Linked DNA regions of Homo sapiens: region 2 is linked to region 1. A link is an interaction called in ENCODE POLR2A ChIA-PET data of the cell type or tissue named here. Cell type or tissue: IMR-90. All regions are shown on one strand. Each heading gives the region's core, and the rest is flanking DNA. Links, peaks and the distances in the headings are about the cores only. Region 1 overlaps SMIM14 (small integral membrane protein 14). Region 2 has its middle 16 kb from the start of UBE2K.

Evidence for each region. ChIA-PET counts read pairs that join two places held together with the same protein. Peaks named below come from ENCODE experiments on the same cell type or tissue, not always from the same donor. Only the 100,000 strongest peaks of a DNase experiment are listed, where the experiment ranks them.
Region 2: POLR2A ChIA-PET joins it to region 1 with 20 read pairs; 5 of 35 experiments call an interaction of 5 or more read pairs at or near these places.

Annotation. Positions count from the first base shown.
Region 1 is chr4:39,553,940-39,562,274 of GRCh38, forward strand. SMIM14 (small integral membrane protein 14) reads right to left here. Exons shown (of 5, transcript NM_174921.3): 4 at 2,489-2,631. The region is part of intron 2 of UGDH-AS1 (UGDH antisense RNA 1); the gene reads left to right. Among named protein-coding and RNA genes, the nearest start is that of UGDH-AS1, 30 kb to the left of the region's middle. In IMR-90, for the core only: no CTCF peak of the experiment used is centred there; a DNase peak (open chromatin) is centred at 4,452; H3K27ac peaks cover 1,676 bases.
Region 2 is chr4:39,677,667-39,686,001 of GRCh38, forward strand. No RefSeq gene overlaps it. Among named protein-coding and RNA genes, the nearest start is that of UBE2K, 16 kb to the right of the region's middle. In IMR-90, for the core only: no CTCF peak of the experiment used is centred there; no DNase peak of the experiment used is centred there.

The DNA of each region.
Region 1 (8,335 bases), core at 237-8,236:
TGTATGTTTTTCGTTTTGATTTTTTTTCTTTCTATGCTACATATCTAAATGTTCTATTCCTTAAAAAACAAAGCAAAACATTGACCAATTAACACTGCACATTTGCTTTCTCTTATATAAAAAATGAGTCTAACTGAACTTCTGATATCAACACCACAACACTGGAGAAAAGAAACAATTATTTTAGGAATTCCACAAGGTAAAGGTTGGAAAAGAGAATTAGTGGGATAATTTGGTATACAAGTGAATCTGGCCGGGCATGGTGGCTCATGCCTGTAATACCAGCACTTTGGGAGGCAAATGCAGGCACAGCACCTGAGGTTAGGAGTTCAAGACCAGCCTGGCCAACGTGGCGAAACCCTGTATCTACTAAAAATACAAAAATTAGCCAGGTGTGGTGACACACATCTGTAATGCCAGTACTTCGGGAGGCCGAGGCAGGCACATCACTTGAGGTCAGGAATTTGAGACCAGCCTGGCCAACATGGTGAAACCCCATCTCTACTAAAAATCCAAAAATTAGCCAGATGTGGTGGCGTGCACCTGTAATCCCAGCTACTCGGTAGGTGGAGGCAGGAGAATCACTTGAACCTGGGAGGCAGAGGCTGCAGTGAGCTGAGATTGTACCAATGCACTTCAGCCTGGAGGACAGAGTGAGACTCCATCTCAAAAAAAAAAACAACAAAAACAAGCAAATCTATCATGGAAATTTTCCTTTTTTTTTTTTTTTTTTTTTGATGCTCTATTACCTTATAGTTTTTTAATTATAAATTTTAACATTTATTTAAATTGACAAATAAAAATTGTATATATTTGTCATATACAACATGTTTTGAAATATGTATACATTTGTAGAATGGCTAAATAGAGGTAACTGGCAAATTCATGGAATTTTTTTTTTTTTTTTTTTTTTGAGACGAAGTTTCACTCTCACCGCCTAGCCTGGAGTGCAATGGCACGATCTTGGCTCACTGCAACCTCCATCTCCTGGGTTCAAGCAATTCTCTTGCCTCAGCCTCCCGAGTAGCTGGGATTACAGGTGCCCACCACCAGGCCCAGCTAATTTTTGTATTTTTACTAGAGACAGGGTTTCACCATGTTGGCCAGGCTGGTCTCGAACTCCTGACCTCAGGTGATCCGCCCATCTTGGCCTCCCAAAGTGCTGGAATTACAGGCATGAGCCACCGCGCCCGGCCTCATGGAAATATTTTTAAAGAGATAATATTCAAATTCAGTGTTAAAAAAAAAACATAAATACTGGTTCTGAAAAGGATTAAAAGGAATCCTTTAACAGAGGTTCTTTTTTTTTTTGAGACATAGTCTCACTCTGTAGCCCAAGCTGGAGTGTGGTGGTGTGATCTTGGCTCACTGCAACCTCTGCCTCCTGAGCTCAAACGATTCTCATGCCTCGGCCTCCTGAGTAGCTGAGACTACAGGCGCATGCCACCATGTCTGGCTAATTTTTTGTATTTTAGTAGAGACAGGGTTTCACCATGTTGCCCAGGGTGGTCTTGAACACCGGAGCTCAGGTGATCCGCCCCCCTTGGCCTCCCAAAGTGCTGGGATTGCAGGCGTGAGCCACAGTGCCTGGCCAACAGAGGTTCTCTTAAAGATAGTCCTGAAAACTCCCTATTGGGTCACTTTATCATAGTTTTAATTTAGAAGGTTCTAAAAATGGTTGTAATCATGACTATCAAGATTTATCAACATGAATGATTCCGACCTCTCCTTTTGCCAGCTCAGCTGATTTACTGTGGTACAGAAATGGAAAATGGGTTTGAGAGAAATAGGATGGGAAAATGAGGAAAATAAAATAAGACAGGCTCAGTGTCTCTACTGAATAGCTAGGACAGAAGGGGGTCAAACATTTCAACTAAAGCTACTAAGAGTTTAGGGGCTGGAAGCATGAGAGGCAAGGGATCAACTGTGAGGTGGACAGAACTGGGTAGTGGAGGATTGAGACTTGAGCAATATTGCTGTGGATTATGAAATGGATTATTTTTGATGCTTCTCATGTGAGTAAAGATTAGAATTCAAGCCTGGGCAACCTGGCAAAACCCCATCTCTACAAAAAAATACAAAAAACTAGCCAGGTGTGCTAGTGCATGCCTGTGGTCCCAACTACTTGGGAGGCTGAGGTGGGAGCCTAGGAGGTGGAGGCTTCAGTGAGCTAAGATCGCACCAGTGCAGTCCAGCCTGGGCGGCACAGCAAGACCCTGTCTGAAAAAAAAAAAAAAGGATTGGAATTCATTTTCAAATTAATTTTGGGCTTCTGGTCTGTGCTTCTTTCTGCATTTAACTCCATAAAGATTAAGCTGTCAATTAAATCTTGGAATTGCAATATTTAATAGAACTACATAGGTAGAATACTCTATGAGTTAAATATAATTTAACTAATTTAGGTGTTTTAGTCAAAACCAAGTCCTTCCCTGCCCCAGGCCACATACATTCCCTTACCCAAAAAGCATTTAAAATCTGCAACACTTACATTATGAGGACTGGTTGGCTTTCCAGGTAGGCTGGATCCTCTTAGATTAGGAGGTCTCAGTAAGAACAAGATCAATGCAATAACCATCCAGGCTACCAAGATCATTGTAACACTGATGCCATTATCACCAGAGGGTCCCGGTACTAAAGACAAACAAAAAATGTAGCATGCTCACAATATTGTTAAAAGTAAAAACAAATTCTAATGTTTAAATGTCAGTTTCAATTACTGTATTAATATAAAAATTGTATTGATAAATTACAAAAGTACATATTATATCTTCAATTTCCCTTTCCCCCAGTGAGAACATCTAAAAAGTAAATGATGTTAAATAGTCATAAACCAAAACTTAGTAAGTTTTTGTTGTTTTTGTTTTTTGAGACAGGGTCTTGCTCTATCAAACAGGCTGGAGTGCGGTGGCACAACCATAGCTCACTACAGCCTTAACCTTCTATGTTCATGGGATCCTCTCACCTCAGCCTCCTGAGTAGCTGGGACTACAGGTGTGTGCCACCATGCCCCATGCACCTAATTTTTAATTTTTATTTTTAGTAGAGACACTATGTTGCCTGGGCTGGTCTCTAACAATTTTTTTTTTTTTTTTTGAGATGGAGTCTCACTCTGTTGCCAAGGCCAGAGTGCAGTGGGACAATGTTGGCTCACTGCAACCTCTGCCTCCCAAGTTCAAGCAATTCTGCCTCAGCCTCCTGAGTAGCTGGGATTACAGGCATGCGCCACCATGCCCAGCTAATTTTTGTATTTCTAGTTGAGACGGGGTTTCACCATGTTGGCCAGGCTGGTCTCGAACTCCTGACCTCAGGTGATCCACCTGCCTTGGCCTCCCAAAGGGCTGGGATTACAGGTGTGAGCCACTGTGTCCTGCCCCACACCCCTAATTTTTTTTAAAATTTTTAGTAGTGACGACGTCTCACTATGTTGCCTGGACTAGTCTCTAACACATTTTTTAATAGTATAATAATTCTTAATATTTTGGGGTAACAGAATCATTTGAGAATTTGATAAAAATTAAGAACTCTTTCCATTTTAAGAATTCATGGGGTCTTCAACTGAGGTCTTGCAAGGCAAGCCGGCCATGCCATGTTTGTAGATTAATGAGGCTAGGGGCCCTAACTTCCCTAAGATCTACTTTTCTAGCTACCTTCTGCCCTGTGTCTGGCACCTACATCCTTCATGATTGTTCTTTTTGATCCATTCTGGATTAAAAATAAATATGAAAAGCACTCATGTATACCAAATTCCACAATTTTGTATATAATTGTGGAAGGTTTAAGAACCCACAAAGCCACGAATCCATATGAATCCAAGTTAAGACCACAGAAAAAACACTCTCCTTTGGGGGGAAAAATCTGCTTCTTAATTACAGAGGCATCATGAAAAAGAAAGGGGACATCTGGGCTGCGTAATATATACATTAAAAGACCCCTTGAATTACAGTCTCAACCAAAGAGATTAATTTGACCTTCTTTTTCACACAAAGGAGTTGAATTCAGATCTAGATATTTTAAAATTTTATCAATTTTTCTCTTCTATCAATTTTTTCTATTTATCAAGAGAAAAATGCTAGACAGGGATGTATGTGCGTATACAGGCATCAGTTTTTCCTGGTTCCTTGACATAGCCACGTCTTATTTAATTTGAAATAACAAGTGCCTAGCACAGTGCCTGACCCATGATATGAGGTTAACAAATTTCTAATAAATGAAACGTAGATTTTTTATTGAAGTATATTAGAGAACTCAATTTTCAGAAATAAAAATGGCCAGGTGCACTGGCTCACGCCTGTAATCCCAGCACTTTGGAAGGCCAAGATGGGTGGATTGCTTGAGCTCAGGAATTCGAGACCAGCCTGGGCGATATGGTGAAACCCCATCTCTGAGGGAGAAGAAAAGGAAAAATCCATTAGGTAAACAGTTAAGGCTGGGCCCCTAGAAGTGCTTGCCTGAAAAATCACAGCTGCTGCAGCTGCACAGATAAGCCTGGACAGATAAGCAGCCAGTAAAGCAAACAAGCCTTTTTGTTCTTTGTACAATCAGTGAGCTCCCAGGAAAAAGTTTCCTCCCCTTTTCAGGCATATACACAGTGGGCTCCGTGGGAACTTGCATAGGGCGGAGTGGGCTTACCTAAAAAAACCCAGTTATACAAAGAAGAGAAGCTGTGCTTTGTGCTTAGAAACAATCCCACAGCTGGAAAAAGGGAGTTGCACAGACAGCTTTTCGAAAAAGAAAAATTACTCAATCAGTTACAAGGAGGAGAGCAGTTTCTTTTTTTTGTTTGTTTTTTTGAGACAGAGTCTTGCCCTGTCGTCCAAGCTGGAATACAATGGCATGTCAGCTCACTGCAACCTCCACCTCCCGGGTTCAAGCAATTCTCCTGTCTCAGTCTCCCCTGTAGCTGGGATTACAGGCACATGCCACCATGCCTGGCTAACTTTTTGTATCTTTAGTAGAGATGGGGTTTCACCATGTTGGCCAGGCTGGTCTCAAACTCCTGACCTCGTGATCTGCCTGCTTCGGCCTCCCAAAGTGCTGGGATTACAGGCATGAGCCACCGCGCCTGGCTGCAGTTTCTTATAAAAGCATTTTGCATTCAGCTGTAACCAAGCTATCCACTTGGACTCCCCTCTCTGCAGAGAGCTTTCTCCTTTTGCTTATTACATTTTCGCTCCAACTTCACCCTTGTGACCATGCTCCTTAATCATTTTAGAGGCGAGACAAAGAACTCAGGGTGATACCTCACAAGAGAAACCAATATATGAAGGTGCATTGGTGAGACTGCAACATCTCTACGAAAATTAGCTGGGTGGGGTGGCGTGAGCCTGTAGTCCCAGCTACCCAGGAGGCTGAGGCACGAGAATTGCTTGAACCCAGAAGGCAGAGGTTGTAGTGAGCTCAGATTACACCACTGCACTCCAGCCTGGGCGAGTGAGCAAGACCCTGTCAAAAAAAAAAAAGAAAAGAAAGGAAAAGAAAAAGAAATAAAAATTATAGATTAGATTTCTAGAGGAAAATGTAGTATCCCTAGGTGATTACTAAAACAGCTTGTCAAGACCACAGCTGTTTGGTTTTGATCTCCTTGCCTCAGGAAAAAGTAAAAGAAATCCAGATAAGATGTTGAAACTAATCTGATACACTGCATTGGGTCAGTGGGTCCAGGGCTCAATTCCACAAAAGGGAAGGAATTGGTGGCACTGCTGAGGCCAAAAGGCTAGTGATAAAAGCGGACAAAGTCAAGTTAAGAGTTGCGCTGGCCCTGCTGCAACGAAGTCTTATGGCAAACAAATTAGTACAAAATATATATTAAAAAGAGCTGAGCTGGCCTAAGAGCAGGATGGATAGGAATGTAGCCTCTGTTCCAAACCCAGTCACTTCCCTAGAAACAGCTAAACAGGCCGGGCGTGGCAGCTCATGTCTGTAATCCCAGCACTTTGAGAGGCCAAGGCGGGCAGATCCCTTGAACTCAGGAGTTTGAGACCAGCCTGGGCAACATGACAAAAACCCGTATCTACAAAAAATTAAAAAAAAAAAATAGCCGGGTGTGGTGGTGTGTGCCTGCGGTCCCAGCTACTCAGGAGGCTGAGGTGGGAGGATGGCTTGAGCCCAGGAGGTGGAGGTTGCAGTGAGCTGTAATTGCACCACTGCACTCCAGCCTGGGCAACAGAGCCAGACACTGTCTCAAAACATAAACAAAAACAAAAACAAACACTTTCTTCCATTGTCTTCTGTGTCACTACCATTGTCTAACAGTTGGACACTCCTTCATCAATAATTCTCTTTTTCTTTATATCAACAGTTCTTTTCTTTTCTTTTTTTTTTTTTTTTGAGATGGAATCTCGTTCTGTCACCAGGCTGGAGTGCAGTGGCGCGATCTCCGCTCACTACAACCTCTGCCTCCTGGGTTTTATTTGTAGTAGAGCTGGGATTTCACCATGTTGGCCAGGCTGTTCTCAAACTCCTGACCTCAGGTGATCCATCTGCCTTGGCCTCCGAAAATGCTGGGATTACAGGCATGAGCCACCGCAATCAGCCAACATCAATAGTTCTTAAACTATGGTATATATCAGAGTCAACTGAAAACTTCTTAAAAATGCAGAAATCCAGGAAGCACGAGGTCAAGAGATCACCCGTGAAGCAGAGGTTGCAGTGAGCTGAGATCGCGCCACTGCACTCCAGCCTGGCGACAGAGCAAGACCCCGTCTCAAACAAAACAAAACAAAATGCAGAAATCCCACCTTCCACTTAACATATTCAGTACTTTAGTATTCCAAACAAAAATCATGAGCATCTCCCCCGCCCTACCCCCTTCCACCCCAACTACCAAACTGGATCTCTGTTCATCCAGTTGCCCAGGGCAGAACCTAAGAAAACACCTTTTTTCTTTCTCAACAGCCCTGTATTTAATCCATCATGAAGTTTCTTGCAATTTTTCCTCCTAAATATCACTTGTATCTGCCCACTTTTAGCTCCATGTCCCCACCTGCTCAAGCTACCATAACCTCTTATCTGGTCTATTGCAGTGGCCTCTTAAGGGATCTCCCTATATCTACTCCTGCTTCCCCTGTGCTCTATATTGTTTCCAGAGTGATTTTTTTTTCTTTTTTTTTAAAAGCAAATACATGTTGAGTTTCCCTGTGTGAAATGCTTGGGAATACAAGTGTTTCAGAATTCGGATTTTTTCAGATTTGGGGATATATGCAATATACTTATTGGTTCAGCAGCCCTAATCCTAAAATCCAAAATCTGAAATGTTCCAATGAGCATTTCCTTTGAGCATCATGTCAGCACTGAATAAGTTTCAGATTTTGGAGCACTTCAAATTTTCAGATTAGGGATATTCAACCTATACTATTATTTTTATTTTAAATAATAGTTAAGGCCAGACCTGATGGGGCTCATGCCTGTAATCCCAGCACTTTGGGAGGCCAAGGCAGGAAGATCCCTTGAGCTCAGGAGCTCAAGACCAGCCTGGGCAAAATGGCTGGTGCTGAACTTCTGGCCTCATGCAATCCTCCTGCCTTGGTTTCCCAAAGAGCTGAGATTACAGGTGTCAGTCAGTAGTCATGCCCAGCCATGACTTTTTAATATTCTTTGCAAGTAAAAAATTCTGAAGCTTAAGAGAGTTAAACCTCAGATTCCAAGTTTACTAATTCTTATTTCTAGACAAAGGATCCCTGATTCTTTTTTAGAATCTCACGCCGGGCACGGTGGCTCACACCTGTAGTCCCAGCACTTTGGGAAGGTAAGGCAGGTGCATCACCTGAGGTCTGGAATTCAACACCAGCCTGGCCAACATGGTGTTGGCCATCTCTACCAAAGCCCATCTCTACTAAAAATACAAAAATTAGCCAAGCATGGTGGTGCACACCTGTAATCCCAGCTACTTGGGGGGTTGTAGCGGAAAAATTGCTCGAACCCGGAAGACAGGTCGCAGTGAGCCGAGATCGTGCCACTGCACTCCAGCCTGGGCAACATAGTGAGACTCCATCTCAACAACAACAACAACCAAATAGTAATGTCCACTTCTTTTTTAGAATCTCACAATAGTAATATGACTCGTAGTTCCCTTAACTATCTCCTAGCTTGGTTCCTATTGCAGCTTTTCCTTCTTGCTTACTGCTGCCAGAAAAGTCTGCTTAAAACTGTTCTTGGCTGGATACAGTGGCTCATGGCTGTGATCTCAGCACTCTAGGAGGCCGAGGCAGGAGGATCCCTGGAGCCCAGGCGTTTGAGACCAGCCTGGGCAACATAGTGAGACCCCTGTCTCTACAAAAAAAATTAAAAAATTAGCTGAGTGTGGTGGTGCAGGCCTGTAATCCCAGCTACTCGGGAG
Region 2 (8,335 bases), core at 111-8,110, 120 kb after region 1:
TCTGTCACCCAGGCTGGAGTACAGTGGTGCAATCTCAGCTCACTGCCACCTCCGCTGCCTGGGTTTAAGTGATCCTCTCTTCTCAGTCTCCCAAGTAGCTGGGATTACAGGCACAAACCACCATGCCCAGCTAATTTTTGTATTTTTAGTAGAGACAGGATTTCACCATGTTGCTCAGGCTAGTCTCGAACTCCTGAGCTCAAGTGATCTGCCCACCTCGACCTCCCAAAGTGCTGGGATTACAATTTTTAACTTTATAATAACTATAGATTCATGGGAGGTTGCGAGGTTCCATGTGCCCTTCACCCAGTTTCCCCCAGTGGTTACCTCTCACATAAATACAGTACAATATCAAAACAAGGAATTTGACATTGTTGCAATGCGTGTGCATAGTTCTATGTCATTTTATCACATATGTAGATTTGTGTAACCACCACTACAATCAAGTCACTAGTTCTGAGATTTTACCTTACCTCCCTTTACATCCCTTTACCCTCCCTCATTTATGATTTAATTGTCTTAAGTATTTCCTCTATGTACATCGAGAACCACATTAGAAAGGGTTATTATTTTTGCTTCAACTGCCAAACATAACTTAGAAAATGCAAGAGAAGGAAAGTCTATTGTATTTACCTACAGTTTTCTTCTTTCCATGTTTTATCTTCCTTCCTGATGTTCCAAGATGTTCTCTTTTACTATTTCCTTTTTGTCTAGAGAACTTCTTTTTTTTTTGAGACGGAGTTTCGCTCTTGTTGCCCAGGCTGGAGTGCAATGGGGCGATCATTGGCCATTCTTTCAGGGTAGGTCTACTAGTGACAAATTTTTAGTTTTCCTTTATCTGAGAATGTCTTAATTTGCCTTCATATCTAAGGATATTGTCTCTGGATATAAAATTCTAGATTGACAGTTATTTTCTCTTAGTAATTCAAAAGTGTTGTGCCATCTTCCTTCTGGCCTCTGGTTTCTGATGAGAAATTTGCTGTTATTCCAGTTGTTTCTCCCACTGGGAGGTAATGTTTCATTTCTCTCTGACTGCTTTCAAGATGTCTCTTTGTCTTCAGTTTTCAGAAGTTTAACCATGGCGTGCCTTGCATGGATTTCTTTGAGTTTATCCAGTTTTCAGTTCAGTCAGCTTTAATTTGTAGGTTTATGGTTTGTTTGCCAAATTTGGACATTTTCAGTTATTATTTCTTCAAATACTTGTTTAGCGCTGCTTTCTTCCTCTTTTTATGAGACTTTTATGAGATGAAGTTTAGATTTTTTTGTTACAGTTCCACAGGTCCCCAAGTTTCTGTTAATTAACAAAAACCCATTTTTTCTCAGTTGTTTAGACTAGGTAATTTCAACTGCTCTGTCATCAAGTTCACTGATTCTTTCTTCTCTCCATTCTTTCTGTTGAGCCCACCCATTAAGATTTTTATTTGTGTTTTTGTTTTGTTTTGTTTTGTTTTGTTTTGAGATGGAGTCTCCCTCTGTTGCCCAGGTTGGAGTGCAGTGACACGATTTTGGCTGGCTGCAAACTCTGCCTCCAAGATTCAAGCCATTCTCCTGCCTCAGCCTCCCAAGTAGCTGGGATTACAGGCACCAGCCACCACACCTGGCTAATTTTTTTGGTAGAGACAGGGTTTCACCATTTTGGGCAGGCTGGTCTCAAGCTCCTGGCCTCAAGTGATCCACCCGCCTCGGCCTCCCAAAGTGCTGTGATTACAGGCATGAGCCACTGCATCCGGCCTCATTTTTTTAGTTCTAAATTCCCACTTGGTTCTCTTTTATATACTCTATTTCTTTTCTAAGATTTCCTATTTCTTTGCTAAGACTTTCTATTTTTTCATTTGCATTAAGCATGCTCATAATTGCTTGTTGGAGTATTTTTATGATGCCTACTTTAAAATCCTTGCCAAATGATTTAACATCTGTGACATGTTGGTGTTGGCATCTATTAATTGTCTTTTTCTCATTCATTTTGAAATCTTCTTGGGTTTTGATGAGTGACTTTTTAATTGAGACCTGGGTATTTGGAGTAGATCTTATTTATTTAATTAAATCTCATGTTGGGATCAGCCCTACCTCTGACACAGGGTGGGTTAAGGTGGGTGGAAGAATGTCCCTTCTTCCGCTCACAGTATCAACAGAGGAGAACCAGGTGAAAGTCCCGGTTCTCCTCTGTTGATACTATGGGTGGAAGAGGGACATTTCATTAGAGTGCTGGCTCCCCACATGGTCTCCACTGAGACAGTAAGGATATGTGTGGCCTTGTTACCAGTGAGAGATGGGGAAAGGACCTAGTGGTCCTGACTTTCCACTAGGCTTCCTCTGACATCACTTACAAGGAAGAAGGGTGACGGGTGTGGATGGAAGTCCAGGCTCCCTGTGTGGTCTCCACTGACACCATGGGGCATTCAATATTCTTTACCACCAGGCAGAGATGAAAGTCAATTTCCATTTGACTTTCTCTAACACTACCCTACAGGAGAGCTGGGCTGACACATCACAGCTTGGAAAGAATAGAAGTCTAGGCTCTCCAGTGGGCTTTTGCTGCTAATCATGTAGGTGGCCACAGTTTGGGTTTTTTTGTTTTTCTGTTTGTTTTGTTTTGTTTTGTTTTGTTTTCTTCTGTTATGCTTTACTAGAGTAGAGCATCTATTATCTAAAGCAGTGGTGTCCAACCTTTTGGCTTTCCTGGGCCACATTGGAAGAAAAAGAATTGTCTTGGGCCACACATAAAATACAATAACACTAATGATAGCTGATGAGCTTAAAAAAAAAAAAAAGAGGAGCCGGGCGCAGTGGCTCAGGCCTGTAATCCCAGCACTTTGGGAGGCTGAGGCAGGTGGATCACCTGAGGTTAGGAGTTCAAGACAAGTCTGGCCAACAAGGCGAAACCCCGTCTCTACTAAAAGTACACAAATTAGCCAGGCGTGATGGTGGGTGCCTGTAATCCCAGCTACTTGAGAGGCTGAGGAAGGAGAATCACTTGAACCAGGGAGGCAGAGGTTGCAGTAAGCCGAGATCGCACCACTGCACTCCAGCCTGGGCAACAAGAGAGAAACTCCGTCTCAAAAAAAAAAAAAAAAAAAAAAGAATTGCATAAAAATATCATAGTATTTTTAAGAAAGTTTACAAATTTGTGTTGGGCCACATTCAAAGCTGTCCTGGCCTGCATGTGGCCTGTGGGCTATGGGTTGGACAAGCTTGATCTAAAGGTTTTCTGTCTTGCTAGGCCACTCCTTTCCTGATCATTTGGCCCTTGGTTAGAGACAGCAGACTTAGCCAGATGCAGTGGCTCACGCCTGTAATCCTAACACTTTGGGAGGCCGAGGTGGGTGGATCCCTTGAGCCCAGGAGTTTGAGACCAGCCATAGGCAACATAGCAAAACCCAGTCTCTACAAAAAATACAAAAATTAGCTGAGCATGGTGGCATGCACCTGTGGTCCCAGCTACTCGGGAGGCTGAGATAGGGAAGAGGAGTTCAAGGCTGAAGTGAGCTATGATTGTGCCACTGCACTCCAGCCTGCATGACAGAGTGAGACCCTGTCTCAAAAAAAAAAAAAAAAAAGAGAGGGGAGGGCGGGGCTTGTGCAGGCTTTTCTTATGCCTTCTTTTTTGTCTGTGGCCATTGCTGTTTCTAGGTTGCTTGCTTTTTCAGTGTCTAGTCTGGGATATATGCAGTAAAAGAAAACCCAGGGAACTCAGTACCATGTTGTTCTTTGGGTATCAAGGTCTCTAGCTGGTCTGCTTTCTCTGCTAGACTTTTAAGTGTCTTCTTATATTTTGTTTTATATTCAATGTCCAAGGATCTTAGTTGCAACTAATAGAAGAAATAGGGAAAAGTGCATCTATTCAATTTCTTCCTAGAAGGAGAAGTCTATGTTAATTTTATTTATTTATTTGTTTTTATTTTTATTTTTATTTTTTTGAGACGGAGTTTTTCTCTTGTCCCCCAGGCTGGAGTGCAATGGCACGATCTTGGCTCACTGTAACCTCCGCCTTCTGGGTTCAAGCGATTCTCGTGCCTCAGCCTCTGAGCAGTTGGGATCACAAGCACCCACCACCACACCCAGCTAATTTTTGTATTTTTAGTAGAGACAGGGTTTCACCATGTTGGCCAAGCTGGTCTCGAACTCCTGACCTCAGGTGATCCATCTGCCTCGGCCTCCCAAAGTGTGTGAGCCACTGCGCCCGGCCTATGTTAACTTTTAAAATCCTCCTAATAATCCTATGTAGTAATCACTATTAGACCCATTTCAGATAGGGGAACTCAAGTATAGAGAAGTTAACTTATTTGCCCAAGATCACACAGCTAGTAAGTAGGGAGATAAGATTCAAACTGAGGCAATCTGGTGTCAGAGCCCATGGTCATGACTACCACATGGGCTTTTGATAGCCTTTCATTTATTTATCACTTTATACTCTCAAAGTACCATCACATTTAATTTCATTCATTATTAACCCTATCATATCAAATACTTACTGAGCACTCATTATGAAGAACTTTGTATTAGGTATCAGGATACAACAATGAAAAGACTTGGTTCCTGATTATAAAATGCTTACAGCCTAGTAAAGGGTACAGAAATATAAATAAATAACTGCAACAGAACATGATGAGTACTACAGTAGAGATATGTGGCAGATGTTGTGGCCACATGAAAGAGGATGTAACTTTGTTTGGAGAAGTCAGGCAAGTTTCACAGATTATTTTTATTTATTTATTTCGAGACAGGGTGTCACTCTGTTGCCCTGCCTGGAGTGCAATGGTGAGATCACAGCTCTCTGCAGCCTTGAACTCCTAAGTTCAAGCTATCCTCCCACCTCAACCTTCTGAGAGGCTAGGACTACAACCGTGCACCCCCATGCCCAGCTAATTTTTCTAAAAAAATTTTTGTAGAGACGCAATCTCACTATGTTGCCCAGGCTACAGATGACTAATTTGGATCTTGAAAGAAGGATAGGCTTTCAACAAGGGGATGAAAGGGAGAAAGAATTCCAGGCAGAGAGAACAGCATAAGCAATGGTATGGAAGCATGAAAATAGCATCTCTGGTAATGTCTGGTAAGCAGTAAATACAATGACATAGCCATTGTTCAAGGTGCACGTTGTAGGGTGGAAGATATTGTTGGCTTGCCCAAATTATCCTAACACTGCTTATTAAACAATTCATTATTTATCTACCAAATTTAAATCCCACATTTATCACATATTAAAACTTTATTAGTGGTGTCTCTGTCTGTTCTGGCTATATTGTCTGGTTTGATTCTTTTTTTTTTTTCTTTTTTTTTTTGGAAACAGTCTTGCTCTGTCGCCTAGGTTGGAGTACAGTGGTGCGATCTCAGCTCACTGCAATGTCCGCCTCCTGAGTTCAAGCAATTCTCCTGTCTCAGCCTCCTGAGTAGCTGGGACTACAGGCCTGTGCTACCACACCCGGCTAATTTTTTTTTTTTGTATTTACTTTAGTAGAGATGGGGTTTCACCATGTTGGCCAGGCCGATCTTGAACTCCTGACTTCAGGTGATCCCCCTGCCTCAGCCTCCCAAAGTGCTGGGATTACAGGCGTGAGCCACTGCGCCCAGCCCTGGTTTGATTAACAGCTTTAAAGTATACTTTGATATCTAATAGTGTGTTTCTTTTTTCTTCTTTTTTTTTAGAGATAGGGTCTCACTTTGTTGGCCAGGTTGATCTTCAACTCCTGGCCTCAAGCAATCCTCCTGCCTTAGCCACCCAAAGTGCTGGGGTTACAGGAGTGAGCCACGGTGCCTAGCCCTTTTTTCTTTCTTTTTTTTTCTTTTTTTGAGATGGAGTCTTGCTCTGTTGCCCAGGCTGGAGTGCAGTGGCACAATCTCAGCTCACTGCAAGCTCTGTCTCCCGAGTTCATGCCATTCTTCTGCCTCAGCCTCCCGAGTAGCTGGGACTACAGGCACCTGCCACCACGCCCGGCTAATTTTTTTGTATTTTTGGTAGAGACGGGGTTTCACCGTGTTAGCCAGGATGGTCTGGATCTCCTTGACCTTGTGATCCACCCGCTTCAGCCTCCCAAAGTGCTGGGATTACAGGCGTGAGCCACCCCGCCTGGCCCACCCATTTTTCTTTTTTAAAGACAGGATCTCTCTCTGTCGCAGGCTGGAGTGCGGTGGTACAATCACGTTCACTGCAATCTCAACCTCCTGGGCTCAAGCAATCCTCCCACCTCATCCTCCTGAATGGCTGGGACTATAGGAGCATGCCACCATGCCCGGCTAATTTTTTGTATTTTTTGTAGAGGTGGGATTTTGTTATATTGCCCAGACTGGTCTCAAACTGCTAGTCTCAAGTGATCCATGCACCTTAGCCTTTCAAAGTGCTGGGATTACAGGTGTGAACCACTGGGTATGAAATTTGTACATTATTTGAGAGAGATGTGAAAATCTTTAAAAATTTGGGTCTTCCGATAGGGAAATGTGCCTTTTATTTTTTCAAGGCTTCTCAGTAAAGTTTCATGTTTTTTTTAATGTATGTACTGCAAAATGATAATGTTTATTGTGAGATAATTATTTAAGTTTTATTTATGTATTATTTTTTAGAGACAAGATCTTGCTCTATTGCCCAGGTTGAGTGCAGTGGCACTATCATAGCTCATTGCAGCCTTGAACTCCTAGCCTCAAGCCATCCTCCTACCTCAGCCTCCTCAGTAGCTAGGAATTCAGGCGTGTGCCACCACACCTGACTGATTTTTTAATTTTTAATTTTTCGTGTGTGTAAGGATGGGGTCTTGCTGTGTTGCCCAGGCTGGTCTTGAACTCCTGGGCTCAAGCAATCCTCATGCCTTGGCCTCCCAAAGTATTGGGATTACAGGTGTGAGCCACAGCACCCAGCTTTTAGTTTTCTTTTGCGAAGACATAATTATTTTTTGTTTTGTTTTGTTTTGTTTGGAGATGGAGTCTGACTCTGTCTCCCAGGCTGTAGTGCAGTGGCGCAATCTCTGCTCACCGCAACCTTTGCCTCCAGGGTTCAAGAGATTCTCCTGCCTCAGCCTCCCGAGTAGCTGGGACTACAGGCGCCCGCCACCACGCGGGACTAATTTTTTATATTTTTAGTAGAGACGGGGTTTCACTGTGTTAGCCAGGATAGTTTCGATCTCCTGACCTCATGATCCGCCCACCTCGGCCTCCCAAAGTGCTGGGATTACAGACGAAGACATAATTGTTAAACTGATTTTTAAAATTATCATACAGATACAGAGTCAATCCTATTTCGGAATGCCGAAATAGGATTGCTACATTAGATACAAAACTGATCAGTGTTCTTTTTTTTTTTTTTTTTTTTTTTTGAGTTGGAGTCTCGCTCTGTCGCCCAGGCTGGAGTGCAGTGGCGCAATCTCGGCTCATTGCAAGCTCCGCCTCCTGGGTTCACGCCATTCTCCTGCCTCAGCTTCCCGAGTAGCTGGGACTACAGGCGCCCGCCACCACGCCCGGCTAATTTTTTGTATTTTTAGTAGAGACGGGGTTTCACGTGTTAGCCAGAATGGTCTCATATCCTGACCTCGTGATCCGGCCGCCTCGGCCTCCCAAAGTGCTGGGATCACAGGCGTGAGCCACAGCGCCCAGCCCTAAAACTGATCAGTGTTCTAAGGGGCAATAAAACACAACCTTTGTAAATGGTCATCCTCACTACCAACAGAAAGAAAAAAAAAATATTGCATCCCTGTTCATTTCTATAAATTAAGCTCTACTGTTAGAGGATTGGAAGGCATCTAGTCCCTAATCAATTATTAGTCGGAATTACATTTTCTGAGTCAGATGATCCTTGGGCAGCCTTATTTTAAAATGCTCTAAAAAATGCTCTAGCACAGAATAGCCAACACAATACTGAAGAAGAACAAAGTTGGAGAACATAGTTGGAGAAACACTTAAAGACTTTAAAGACACTTAAAGACTTACAACAATTCTACAAGGATTGACAGTGTGGTTTTGGAGAAAGAAAAGGCAAATACATATATCAATGGAACAGAATAGAGAGTCCAGAAATAGACCCATGCAAATACAGTAAACTGATCTTTTAAGGAGCAAAGGCAACTCAATGGAGAAAAGATAGTCTTTTCACAAATAATGCTGGAACAATTGGACATCTAGTTGCAAAAACATGCACTTAGACACTAACCTTACATCTTTCAGTACCATAAAACTTCTAGAAGATAACATAGGAGAAAATCTAGGTGACCTTGGGTTGGCATTACATTTTTTTTTTAACTTTTAAGTTGAGGGCTACAACATACAGGTTTGTTATATAGATAAATTTACGGCATGGAGTTTGTTATACAGATTACTTCATCACCTTAGGTATTAAGCCTAGTACTCATTA